2 separate regions of the Homo sapiens genome follow, and region 1 is linked to region 2. A link is an interaction called in ENCODE POLR2A ChIA-PET data of the cell type or tissue named here. Cell type or tissue: Panc1. All regions are shown on one strand. Each heading gives the region's core, and the rest is flanking DNA. Links, peaks and the distances in the headings are about the cores only. Region 1 overlaps PCCA (propionyl-CoA carboxylase subunit alpha). Region 2 overlaps PCCA (propionyl-CoA carboxylase subunit alpha).

The links. Peaks named below come from ENCODE experiments on the same cell type or tissue, not always from the same donor. Only the 100,000 strongest peaks of a DNase experiment are listed, where the experiment ranks them.
Region 1: POLR2A ChIA-PET joins it to region 2 with 17 read pairs; 3 of 35 experiments call an interaction of 5 or more read pairs at or near these places.

What each region holds. Positions count from the first base shown.
Region 1 is chr13:100,245,440-100,248,358 of GRCh38, reverse strand. All of the region lies in intron 8 of PCCA (propionyl-CoA carboxylase subunit alpha), which reads right to left. Among named protein-coding and RNA genes, the nearest start is that of PCCA, 160 kb to the right of the region's middle. In Panc1, for the core only: no CTCF peak of the experiment used is centred there; no DNase peak of the experiment used is centred there.
Region 2 is chr13:100,369,308-100,372,226 of GRCh38, reverse strand. The region is part of intron 19 of PCCA (propionyl-CoA carboxylase subunit alpha); the gene reads right to left. Among named protein-coding and RNA genes, the nearest start is that of PCCA-AS1, 110 kb to the left of the region's middle. In Panc1, for the core only: no CTCF peak of the experiment used is centred there; no DNase peak of the experiment used is centred there; H3K27ac peaks cover 1,555 bases.

The DNA.
Region 1 (2,919 bases), core at 147-2,646, 120 kb after region 2:
AGTGGAGGGAGGAATGGGAAGGGGACATAAAATAAGAACAAGAGACATTTTTTTTAAAGTCGTCATCAAAAAGAAGCCAAGAAAGAAAACAGAATCCAAAGAATGGAACAAACAAAACCCCCAAAAAGTAGATTATATAAATAAATCAAAATATAATTTTAAATACAATAAATATAAATGGACTAAACTCTCCAGCTAAAAGACAAGCTCCAGCAGGCTGAATAGAAAAACAATAAAATAAAAATCCAGTCCAAATTTAGATGTGCACTTACAAGAGACACACCTAAAACAACAGTTCACTGGCAGATGAAAAAGATAAAGAATGATACAAGGATAAAACAAAAATAAGCTTGTTTAGGAATATTAATATCATAATTAGACTTGAAAACAAAAATTGGTCATTATGTTTTGATAGCCAAGGAAACACGATACACTGTAATACACCTATTATCTAAACAGGGACAAAACCTAACGAGCAAGGAAAAATTGGAAAATCACTTTTTCAAATATAGGTCCATCAGATATCCAAAAACATCACAAAAAGGCTGGATGTGGTGACTCATGCCTATAATCCCAGCACTTTGGGAGGCCGAGGTGGGCGGATTACTTAAGGTTAGGAGTCCGAGACCAGCCTGGCCAACATGGTGAAACCTCATCTCTACTAAAAATACAAAAAAATTAGCCAGGTGTGGTGGCAGGCACCTGTAGTCACAGCTACTCGGGAGGCTGAGGCAGGAGAATTGCTTGAACCCGGGAGGCAGAGGTTGCAGTGAGCCCAGATTGTGCCAATGCACTCCAGCCTAGGTGACAGAGCGAGACTTTGTCTCAAAAAAAAAAAAAAAAGGCCGGGCACGGTGGCTCACACCTGTAATCCCAGCACTTTGGGAGGCAGAGGCGGGCAGATCATGAGCTCAGGAGATCAAGACCATCCTGGCTAATATGGTGAAACCTCGTCTCTACTGAAAATACAAAAAATTAGCCGGGCGTGGAGGCAGGCACCTGTAGTCCCAACTACTTGGGAGGCTGAGGCAAGAGAACGGTGTGAACCTGGGAGGGGAGCTTGCAGTGAGCCGAGATCATGCCACTGTACTCCCGTCTGGGCGACAGAGTGAGACTCTGTCTCAAAAAAAAAAAAAAAAAAAACCCACACAGGCTGGGCGCAGTGGCTTATGCCTGTAATCTCAGCACTTTGGGAGGCCAAGGTGGGCGGATGACCCGAGGTCAGGAGTTCGAGACCAGCCTGGCCAACATGGTGAAACCCCATCTCTACTAAACTATAAAACTTGGTCGGGCATGGTGGTGGGTGCCTGTAATCCCAGCTACTCAGGAGGCTGAGACAGGAGAATCACTTGAACCCGGGAGGCGGAGGTTGCATTGAGCCAAGATCGCACCATTGCACTCTAGCCTGGGTGACAGAGTGAGACTCCATTGTCTTAATTAAAAAAAAAAAAAAAAACTCACTAGAAGTTTTGAATATCCCAATAGGTAGGTTTGACCTCTTGAGTTTTCTATAAGACATTGCATATAATAATTTGAGAATATACACTCTTTTCAGGAACATACAGAATATGTATCAGAGTGACTTATTCCTTAGCCATAAAGCAATTTTCATCAAATCTGAAAGATTTTTAAATGAAAAACATGATACTCTCTGACCACAAAGCAATTAAGTTAGAAATCAATAATAATAAAAAACTATTTTTTTTTCAGTTATTTAGAAATATATCACTAGGCTTGGCATGGTGGCTCACACTTGTAATTCTAGCACTTTGGGAGGCCAAAGCAGGAGGATCAGTAGAGCCCAGGAATTTGAGACCAGCCTGGGCAACATGGCAAAACCCTGTCTCTACAAAAAATACAAAAACAACAACAACAACAAAAATTAGCCAAAAGTGGTGGCATGTGCCTGTAGTCCCAGCTACTCCAGTGGCTGAGGTGGGAGGATCGCTTGAGCCTAGGAGGTTGAGGCTACAGTGAGCCGTGATCACACCACTGCACTCCAGCCTCAATGACAGAGCAAGACTCTATCTCAAAAAATTAAAGAATTAAAATACATCACCAAATAACATATGAGTCAAAATCATAGCAGAAATCTGAAATTACTTAGAAATGAACAATCATGAAAAATATATCTCAAAGTTATTAAGTACAGTTTTCTGCCCAGATCCCTAGTTCAGGACATTGCCCCAACTGTTGTAAGTATTGTCAACCAAAAGCTGACTTGTCCTCGGCTTTCTGCCTAAGGTCATGCCCCTTCCTAGGGGCAGCCCACACCCCCTAGATAGTTGATACAGGTGTATAAAGGCTGAATCCTCTTGCCCGAACTTGGAACAACTAAAAAAGACCAACAAATATTCACAGCTCTCTAAATTATTAGCTGATGGCTTTGTTGAGAGAGAATCAATTCAACTTTTCCCTTGGCTCAGTTTCCTTCATTCCCCCTCAGGTATTGGTCCCAAAATTATTTCCCCCAATAAGCTTCCAGAGTCTACCTCCAAGGGATTACAAGCTATGATAAGAGGAGTACATTTCAAAAGCTGTTACAGTGATGTAGGCAAGGGATGACACTACCTTAAACAAAGAGAATAGCAACAGAAATGCAGAGAAGTAGATAAATTCAAGAAATATTTAGGAGATGGTGGTGACAATCTGCAAATTTCAAAGCCACACAATGAGATATAATAGTAAACACCTTGTCATGAAGAATGTCTTATTGATGATTACCAAAACTGAGGCTTTTCTGTGTCCTGCCTCTGTAATCTATGACATTGCAGATGGTGGAAACTCCATCAGCCTTAGCCACTGAATAAGGATAGCATAGAACAAAATGCCTCCTTCTCACCCTACAACCTGACGAATGAGAATTGAACACACAGAATGAAGAAAAACTAAATCTGTGTTGTTTAAAGTGACAGGAGA
Region 2 (2,919 bases), core at 290-2,789:
GTGTGTGCCATGCACCACCAAGCCCAGCTAATGTTTGTATTTTTAGTAGAGATGGGGTTTCACCATGTTGCCCAGGCTGCTCTTGAACTCCTGAGCTCAAGTGATCCACCTGCCTTGGCCTCCCAAAGTGCTGAGATTACAGGCATGAGCCACTGTGCGCAGCCTTCCCCTGTGTTTTCTTCTAAGAATTTTATAGCATTAGCTCTTACATTTAGGTCTTTGATCCATTTTGGTTAGTTTTGTATACAGAGTAAGAAAAGGACCCAAATTTATTCATGTTGAAAAGGCTGTCTTTTCTCCACTGAATATTTTAGAAACTCTTGTCAAAAGCCATTTGACCATACATACAAGGGTTTACTTATGGGCTCTCTATCCTAGTCCATTGGTCTATATATGTGCAGTACCACACTGTTTTGAAAACTGTGGTTTTGTAATAAGTTTTGAGATGAGGAGGTATAAGGCTTTCAACTTTCTTCTTCTATTTCAGGATTGTTTTGACTATTTGGGACCCCCTTGAAATTGCATGAATTTCAGAATAAATTTGTCTATATCTGCAACAAAATGTATTTGGGGGTTCTGATAGGGATGGCGTTGTATCTGTAGATCACTTCAGGTAGTACTGACATTTCCTTCTTTCATTTTTCTTTTGTTCACCAGAGATGGAGTCTTGCTGTGTTGCCCAGGCTGGGCACAAACTCCTGGGCTCAAGTGAACCTACTGTCTCAGCCTTCCAAGTAGCTGAGAGGTACTGATATTTTAACCATATTAAGTCTTCTAGTCCCTGACACAAGATACCCTTCCATATATTTGTGTCTTTTTTAAGCTCTTTCAGCAACATTTTATAGTTTTCAGTGTGTAAGCCTTTCGCCTCCTTGGTCAAATATATTCCTAAGTATTTTAGTCCTTTTCATTCTATTGTAAATGAAATTGCTTTGCCTAAAATTTACATAAATGGTGCCATTAAGTATGTATATTGTTGCAACTTTCCTTTTTACCATTATTGTGGTGTATACATCTGTACCAAAAGTCTTAACAACACATACAGAAAGGACACACAGCATCATCAGGTTAGCTGCCACCACTTGGGAGAAAGTGGAACAGGATGATGTAAAGAAAGGACTTAGTTTAATCTATATATTTTTCTTTTTAAATAGGAGACCTGTATGGAAAATCTGCAACATCTGCTGTACTTTCCTTATTAGAAATATCTTATAATTTAAACTCCTAAAAATTAAACAGAAGAACTCTGGAAATGTAGGGCACCTAAAGCTTTACTGTGTGCTCAGTAAAGCCTTTGCCTGCACTATCTCCAGAGTCATTAACCCAGACCTGGCTTGTCACCTGTAGGCTAATTTTTTTCTTGATGTGACAGTGGGTGATCTGGGAAACTAAGTTAACAATCACAGTTCTCCCGTCTATGACCCTAAAAGCAGACAATAGTGCCATACTATTGAAATATTTCTACCAATGAGCCTTTACTTCGCCACGCTGTTCAACCTGCCTCCTTTCATAATACTGATGTCAAATGAAAGTAGCTAAATTTAAATATGCCTAGGAAAAAGGGCTACACTATCATGTGCACATGCCTTTCATTGGGCTATTGATGCTCTGACAGTAGCTAAGCCAATAAATATAGGAAATCATTTCTGATATTATATACTAAGGTGGATATTTTCCAGGGAAGTTTTTAATGCACTAATTTTGATGTGTTTTAAAAACAGCCCTGTTTTCCTCATAAGCTAAAAAGTGAAGCTGGAGATAATTCTACAGAAAAAAATTTGAAAGATACCACGTATGCAGTCAGGCCAGAGGTCTCTACTTTTCAACATGGAATCTAAAACAAACATAAAGAAGCAACGCTCGCCTGTGATCCCAGCACTTTGGGAGGCTGAGACAGGAGGATCACTTGAGCTCAGGTGTTCGAGACCAGCCTGGCCAACATGGTGAAACCCCATCTCTACTAAAAATACAAAAATTAGTTGGGTGTGGTGGCATGCACCTGTAGTCCCAGCTACTCGGGAGGCTGAGGCAGGAGAAATCACTTGAACCTGGGAGGAAGAGGCTGCAGTGAGCCGAGATCATGCCACTGCACTCCAGCCTCTGGGCGACAGAGCAAGACTCTGTCTCAAAAAAAAAAAAAAAAAAAAAAAAAGAAGTAACAGCTCTGAAAAGTAATCTAGACAGTTTTCTTTATTAAGGTAAGGCACTACTTAAAAGAACATTGTATCAGAATATCAGATTACAGTAAGGCTTCAGTGGTGACTCAATATAGAACTGAAAATTATGCTAAACTCTACATTTTTGTAAAGTTAATCTTCCCCCAGAAAAAAAAATGCTACATTGTAATATTGATACTCTTTACTATTCAATTCCTATAATTTGCTACTCAACCTGATCTCTGGTTAAATGTGCACTTACAAAGCTGTTTTTCTGAAATGACCATGTCAATAGGTGGAATGTAGAGAGTCACACAAGATCTCATGAGACAGCTGTTTAACTCCATCATAGCTTTCATTTTAAGAGAGCTGAGTGAAGTATCTTTCAGTATCTAACGTTTCAGCAATTTTGGCGTATACAGTGAATCACAACATTTAAAGAAAACCAAGGAGACTACCCTTAGTTCATGGACTGACATCATTGATCTGTGAGTCTGACACCACACAAGAATGTCAGCTTCTCCAGGGCAACAGCTTGGAACTGATCTGGTGCACAGTAGGCATGCAACAATTATTTGTGGAATGAATGAATTCTCATGAATCTTCAACTTGTGATATTTTCTCACTGAGATCAAGAAACTGCCGTACCCCTCTCAAGCCACACCAGGTCTTATTTGTGTGAAATTATATTGTTTTGATGTTCATATCCTATTTCAATATTCTGATAAAAATTCACTTGTTTCCCCAAAACAAAATGACATTT